Regions from separate parts of the Homo sapiens genome. Here all the other regions are linked to region 1. Evidence: read pairs that join two places in POLR2A ChIA-PET (ENCODE). Cell type or tissue: A673. All regions are shown on one strand.

The links. ChIA-PET counts read pairs that join two places held together with the same protein. Peaks named below come from ENCODE experiments on the same cell type or tissue, not always from the same donor. Only the 100,000 strongest peaks of a DNase experiment are listed, where the experiment ranks them.
Region 2: POLR2A ChIA-PET joins it to region 1 with 12 read pairs; 10 of 35 experiments call an interaction of 5 or more read pairs at or near these places.
Region 3: POLR2A ChIA-PET joins it to region 1 with 21 read pairs; 2 of 35 experiments call an interaction of 5 or more read pairs at or near these places.

Annotation. Positions count from the first base shown.
Region 1 is chr1:28,926,748-28,929,247 of GRCh38, forward strand. The region is part of intron 1 of EPB41 (erythrocyte membrane protein band 4.1); the gene reads left to right. LOC124903886 (a long non-coding RNA gene) reads right to left here. Exons shown (of 3, transcript XR_007065563.1): 2 at 1,227-1,330; 3 at 482-618. Among named protein-coding and RNA genes, the nearest start is that of EPB41, 13 kb to the left of the region's middle. In A673, no CTCF peak of the experiment used is centred here; DNase peaks (open chromatin) are centred at 274 and 1,214; H3K4me3 peaks cover 2,098 bases; H3K27ac peaks cover 2,456 bases.
Region 2 is chr1:28,990,743-28,993,242 of GRCh38, forward strand. All of the region lies in intron 2 of EPB41 (erythrocyte membrane protein band 4.1), which reads left to right. Among named protein-coding and RNA genes, the nearest start is that of EPB41, 77 kb to the left of the region's middle. In A673, no CTCF peak of the experiment used is centred here; DNase peaks (open chromatin) are centred at 1,009 and 1,429; H3K4me3 peaks cover 777 bases; H3K27ac peaks cover 2,500 bases.
Region 3 is chr1:28,807,563-28,810,062 of GRCh38, forward strand. No RefSeq gene overlaps it. Among named protein-coding and RNA genes, the nearest start is that of OPRD1, 3.4 kb to the right of the region's middle. In A673, no CTCF peak of the experiment used is centred here; no DNase peak of the experiment used is centred here.

The sequences.
Region 1 (2,500 bases):
TGACCTCATGGAGATGGGAGAGAATAATCTTGCAATGAGAATAATTTTTACCTCTTGACTTATGCATTTTTCTACTTAAATTGGATGTCTGTCTAATGCTTATTATATATAAACATGTGTAATATAGCTGCACCTGGTTTTGTCTAGTGTTGATCTTTGGATTTGATCCAGACTTATACTGTAACATTTTTATGCCTGAGTGTGAGTATTCTAAAGACCCATTTCACAGCAAGTCTGGCTTCAGAGCTTTATTTCCGGTTGGGTAGAACACAGTCATGTGGTTGATGTCTCCATTGTTGCTTTTATCTTTTGCAGCAGATGTGAAAGTAAACATACAAGGTTGAAAAACAGGAAGGGGTTTGAGTTGGGAGGGTGTTTTTGAAAGGGGAACTTGTACACAAGTGACCTGCAATCTGAAGTGTAGCTTTTAGCAGTTACAGAAAGATATACCTTATTGTCTTAAAGTAAATAAAATAGCAAGTGATTTTGCAGTTTAATGAATTCGTGAATTTACATATATTTTTGCTTTTATACATTTTGGAGAAGCGCATATTGTGTTCCTCTTTTTGATTGAAACAGAGAACTGATGAATTCACCCCAATTCTGGGTTCTTTTTACCTGTGAAAAAAAATTTTCAGTAAGGAAGCATGGAGTTTTTTGTTGTTCGTGTTGGGTATCTGTTCTAATATCATTATATTTGGACTTCCTCAAAAGCCAAAACATAAGACCGCATTTTTCTACTTGGCTCTATGGTCTTTGTTCCTAAGGAAGGGAATTAACACATACTGAATGCTAGCTATGTATCAGATACTACTCTCTGTGTATGCTAATTAATTTAAATATTTCTGTGTTTTACATCCAATCTACAAGGAGTTTTTATTGCTTTGATGAAATCCCTCCCTCCCCCTTCTTTCCTCTCATCTCTCCCTTTCTCCTTCTCCTCTTAAATGATTCTCTGGCTGAACAATTTTCTATTAATAGTATATTTGGGAGGCAGTATGATGTAACAGCCAGTAAGGATATGGGATTTGGAGTCAGACCTGGATTTACAGTAAGGTTTTGTTTTTGATAGGGAAAAACTGCTTTCTATCTCAATAAATAAAAGCCAGGGTCCCACAGAACTGGCTTTAGAAGGAGATTCTGCACATGGGGTGGAGTAATTGGAGCTCACAGCAAGGACTTTTGTTCCTGAAGATTCACTTTCCCCTGGGGAATCCCTTGCTGACCTCAGAGGTGCTGCTTTCTTTTAATTTTCTGCCCCAGAGGAGAGTCTTCTCTTAATACTCCTGCAGAACACAGCTGAGACCAGGCTGTAACATCTGGTATGTTACTAAAGGCTCAGAGATGAAAAAGGGAAATAAGTACAGAGTTACTATTATGCTTCTGTAATATCTGGCTCACGAGATAAAACACACACCTCTGTAATTTGTGGTATTCTATTGGGATACCTCCCTTACTTGACCCACAACACATATGTTTTCTAGTGGCAGAAGCCATCTTTATTTCTGCTACTTGGGAGTGCCTCCAGCATATCCAGATTTCTCTAAATACAGAGGAGAAGGTCCAGAGGGAAAAAAAAAATTCTTTATCTTACCAGCCTGTGGTTATATCTGATACAGGCCCCACTTCTTTCATGTGATCAACACCAGGTCTATATAACCCTTAGGGGAGACCACAGTTACCCACGGAATATCTAATTACCATTCACAGAAGAGAAACACAAACAGTACAGGGGTGTTGGGTTAGAGGTAGGGAGGCCTTCCTTTTACCATTTACCACAGATCATATAATCTCTGATTATAGCTCCACAACTTGGAACAAAATAGCTCTCAGTAAATATTCCCTTCCGGTTCTTTTAAGCTTAATGCCATTTGATACCTGAGAAAACTACAGTTTAGTTTGTTGCAGTTTTATTTCTGAGAGTTTTGTTTGAGGAGATCTAGTACTTAATCAGGTCCAAAGTTAGGCTGAGGAAAGTGGTGATAAGGGTAGGTTGGTGTGATCAAGATAGAACACCTGGTGCCTAGAGCAGGCTGAGTTTAAATGTTAAAGGGGGTGTCCTTTGTAACATATAACATTAATTATAGAAGAACTAGGTTACTGATTCAAGGTCCTTGGGTTTGTTTCTAAGGAACAGTGCAATACAGTCAAAGATCTTTGGAATCATAAATGTGGTTTAGAATCCTGGCTCTGGTACTGACTGCTGTGTGTCTGTCTTTATGCAAGTTACACATTCTCCCTACTTCTCAGTTTCTTCATCTGTTAAATTTGTATAACATTTAACATGATATACCTCCCTTTTAGAACTGCCGAAATGATCAGAAATAATATGTAATATGCTTAACATAGTACCTGTCACATAATGTGCTCTTAATGAATGGGAACTAATTATTATTTTAAATGATGTTCCTTTATAATCTCACTGGTACTTGACTTATACATGCTGTGACCTTGGCCTTCTTTTTTTATTTTAATTTTTACTATTTTTTTTTTTTTGAGA
Region 2 (2,500 bases), 64 kb after region 1:
CTCCTTCAGCTTTATATAGGGGAAAATCCATATCTTGTTTTAGTTAACATTTGAATCAGAACTTGTCTGCATTGTCTAAAGTTCATAGATTCGTACTCAAGTTGACACAGATGATGGACAGTTAATTTTAGATTTAACTAAAATCTCATTCATTAAGATTTAATTCCGAATTGAAATAAATTGTCCGTAGGTTATTTGTCTTCATGTGGAGAAAAAGAAACGATATTGTTAGTAAAATTTCAAGGAGATATTATTTAAAAGAACAAACTATTTTAGGCCTTTTGGAAACTAATATTTATAGTCAAAACCTTGTGGATCAGAGTCGTCTGGATAAAGGTTTATTTGCCTAACCATGTTTCTGTATATGTAATAGGATTTTATTTAAATGGTTCTTTTTTATCCAGAATTTTTTAAAAAGCGTGTTTGCTTTATATTATAAATATATAAATATATATTTATATTACATTTAAGTGTATAATATATATAAATATAGGATTGTACCAGTCTTCATCCAGAGTAGCTTGGATTTTTTGGAAGCCTATGTAAATTTTTAATGTTTGTTTATTCATTCAACAAATATTTATTGAAAACCTACCATGTGTGCCAGGCCCTAGGCTGGATATACCTTGGTAAATAAAAACTGCAATATGGTGAAGAGGTTTAAAATCATGGATTTTGGGGCTGAGTGTGGTGGCTCATGCCTGTAAATCCAGCACTCTGGGAGACTGAGGCAGGAGGATCACTAGAGCCCCGGAGTTCGAGACCAACCTGGGCAACATGGAGAAACACCATCTCTACAAAAAAGTAAAAAACTAGCTAGGCATGGTGGCTCTCCTGTAGTCCCAGCTACTTGGGATGTTGAGGTGGGAGGATCACTTGAGTCTGAGAGGTCGAGGCTGCATTGAGCCATGATTATGTCACTGCACTCCAGCCTGGGTGATAGAGTGAGACTCTTGTCTCAAAAAAAAAAAAAAAAAGCAAAAAAAACAAATCGTGGATTCTGAAGCCAGACTGGTATGTGACTTATTAATTGTATGATCCTAGGCAAGTTACTTAATTTCTCTGGCCTGTTTTACAACCCTGCAGGCCAGGTACTATTATCCTCCCTCTATCAAGTGGGGATATAATAATACTACGTGCCTCGCAGGGTAGTTATGAGGATTGAGTTAGTTCACATAAGTAATTTTCTTAGAATAGTGACTGGCCCATTGTAATTGTTGTATAAATGTTTGGTATTATTATTATTATAAAACAGACATGATTTCTACCCTTGTGGACTTTAATAGAGAAGACAAAAAAGTAGCAAATAAAAATAATTATTTATTGTAATAAGTTATAAAGCCACCAGAGTACTGATATGAAAGACAGTAGAGCGGGCATAGATAGATAGGATAGCCAGTGAAGAGACTTCCTGAGGTTGCAGTGAGAGGGTCATGAAAGATCGGAAGGAGTCTTTTAGATTACTTCCAGTATTTAATGCAGGAGTCAAATAATTAATTTCTTTTTCCTAATTGTCAACCATGCATTCTTTTTTTCTTTTAATTGTTTTCCAGCTGTTACACAAGGAAGTAACATATTCTTTTAAAAGAAAATAATTAGTCGGGTTTAGATAAAAATATGTCGGTAGTTTTGTTGTGTTGAAAGTAAAAGTAAAAATGTATGCCGGCCAGGCACGGTTGCTCACGCCTGTAATCCCAACACTTTGGGAGGCCGAGGCGGGCAGATCATGAGGTCAGGAGATCAAAACCATCCTGGCTAACGTGGTGAAACCCCATCTCTACTAAAAGTACAAAAAAATTAGCTGGGCGTGGTGGCGGGCGCCTGTAGTCCCAGCTATTCAGGAGGCCCAGGCAGGAGAATCGCTTGAACCCTGGAGGCGGAGCTTGGAGTAAGCCGAGATCGCGCCACTGCACTCCAGCCTGGGCTACAGAGTGAGACTCCGTCTCAAAAAAAAATGTATACCAAAAATGTTATCCTACTTATCGGTATTATTTGGGGATAATTTAAGATTGCACCAGGAAACTCTTCCTTCATTGACTCTTCTTTGCATTTAACATGATTAATATTGGGTAGAAAGGTGTTAGCTGGTAGTTAAAATTTTTAGCCTACTACATGTTTGCTTAATGATGTGAAATTGGTCCCAAGCATTTCTCTTAGAATTAAAATTAATTTAAAATTTAGAATATGTAACAAGTCACATCTTATTTTGCAGTTTGTAAGGCTACATTGCTAAAATTGAGGAGCATGGGCAGAGACAATAACGTTTTTGTTAAACTTTAATAATACCGTGTAATGGCTTGGTCAGGAAGAATATATAATGCTGAGAGCAATGGATTGGTATCCTCCGGTTTACCTGAGACCTTCATTTATTGATTTGATGGGATTCTACCTGAGAAGTTTTAATAACAAAGTCTTTAGGGCATTTGGGGGATCATACTATTTTTTATAGAAAAATATTTAATATTAATGTCACCTATATTTGTTTTAGTTCATGCTTTTA
Region 3 (2,500 bases), 120 kb before region 1:
TGTAATCCCAGCACTTTGGGAGGCCAAGGCGGGCGGATCACCTGAGGTCAGGAGTTCGAGACCAGCCTGACCACATGAAGAAACCCCATCCCTACTAAAAATACAAAATTAGCCAGGTGTGGTGGCACATGCCTGTGATCCCAGCTACTCGGGAGGCTGAGGCAGGAGAATCGCTTGAACCCGGGAGGCGGAGGTTGCAGTGAGCCGAGATTGTGCCATTGCACTCCAGCATGGGCAACAAGAGCAAGACTCCATCTCAATAATAATAATAATAATAATAATAATAATAATAATAATAATAATAAAGAATCTCCCAAGCTCCAAGTGAGTCATTGCCCTACACCGGGGTGGTGGGGAAACTCTGCTGAACAGAGGCAGACGGAGTATGTTTTTCTGGGTGACTTTCTAGTCTTTGTTCTGGGAGGCATCATAGTCTAGTAGTCAGGAGACTGGGGTTTGGAGTCACACAGATCTGGCTTGGCATCTCAGTTCTGGCTTGGGTAGGTAACCTAACCTCTGCAAAATGGAATAATAATAACTCTATATGCTTATAGGACTGCTTGGGGATTAAATGAGATAATCCACATAGCATTTGGCCCAGTGCCTGCCATAGAACATGCTCTCCATAAATGGAAGCCAACAGCGTTGTTATATGAATTTGTGACCACAGAAATGAGACTGCCTTTTAAAGATAAGTAGACTAGAAGTCCAGGTGCAGTGGCTCATGCCTATAATTCCAGCACTTTGGGAGGCTTGAGCCCAGGAATTCGAGCCCAGGAGTTCGAGACCAGCCTGGGCGACATAGTGAGACACCATCTCTACAAAAAAAAAAAAAAAAAAAAAAAAAGCCAGGTGCGGTGGCTCACATCTGAAATCCCAGCACTTTGGGAGGCCGAGGCGGGCAGATCAGGAGGTCAAGAGATGGAGACCATCTTGGCCAATGTGGTGAAACCCCGTCTCTACTAAAAATACAAAAATTAGCCAGGTGTGGTGTTGCGCACCTGTAGTCCCAGCTACTCTGGAGGCTGAGGCAGGAGAATTGCTTGAACCCTGGAGGCAGAGGTTGCAGTGAGCTGAGATCGTGCCACTGCACTCCAGCCTGGCAACAGAACAAGACTCCGTCCCCCACCTCAAAAAAATAAAAATAAAATAAATTGATCATTTCCAAGTTTTCATTTTAGAAGGTCATTGTGGAAAACCCTCTAGAAGCCTTTGAATTTTCATTTGTTCCTCCAATGTCCAGAATGGGGAAATTCACTTGCACTAGGCATGTATGTTTTCTTTTCTTTTCTTTTCTTTTTTTTTTTTTTTTTTTTGAGACAGTCTCGCTCTGTTGCCCAGGATAGAGTGCAAAGGCACAATCTCGGCTCACTGCAACCTCTGCCTCCCAGATTCAAGCATTTCTTCTGCCTCAGCTTCCTGAGTAGCTAGGATTACAGGTGTGTGCCACCAAGCCTGGCTAATTTTTTGTATTTTTAGTAGAAACGGGGTTTTGCTGTGTTAGCCAGGCTGGCCTTGAACTCCTGACCTCAGGTGATTTGCCCTCCTCGGCCTCCCAAAGTGCTGGGATTACAGATGTGAGCCACGGAGCCCAGCCAACATGTATGTTTTCTTAGCAATTATTTCACTCATGTACTTGGTCATTTACATATCTTTTGCAACTTCTTTTTTTTTTTTGAGATGGACTTCTGCTCTTTTCACCCAGGCTGGAGTGCAATGGTGCCATCTCAGCTCACTGCAACCTCTGCCTCCCAGATTCAAACGATTCTCCTGCCTCAGCCTCCCAAGTAGCTGGGATTACAGGCGCCCAACATCATGCCCAGCTATTTTTTTTTTTTTTTTTTTTTTGGTATTTTTAGTAGAGACGGTGTTTCACCATGTTGTTCAGGCTGGTCTCGAACTCCTGACCTCAGGTGATCCGCCCTCCTTGGCCTCCCAAAGTGCTGGGATTACAGGCATGAGCCACCACACCCAGCCCTCTTTCACAACTTCTTGATTGTGAGCTTCTTTAAAAAAAAAAAAAATTACGAAGTAACCAAAGTTGGAACTGAGCTTCTTTATTCAGTCACTCATCAAGTAAGCACCTGTGTGTCAGGGCTTGCACTAAGCTGGAGGGCACAGAAACACACAAGATCTTTTTATGTTTTTTTCAACTTATTATTATTATTATTATTTTGAGACAGGGTCTTGCTGTCATCCAGGCTGGAGTGCAGGGGCAAGATCTCGACTCACTGCAGCCTCTATTTTCCCAGCTCAAATGATCCTCCCACCTCAGCCTCCCAAGTAGCTGCAACTAGAGACACACATTACCATTCCTGGCTAATTTTTTTTTTTTTTTTTTTTTTTTTTTTGTAGAGACAGGGTTTTGCCATGTTGCCCACGCTGGTTTCGAACTCCTAGGCTCAAGTGATCTGTCTGCCTCAGCCTCTCAAAATGTTCGGATTACAAGTGTGTGCCACCGTGCCCAGCCTTTTTCAATTTTTCTTGTAGATCCAAGGGA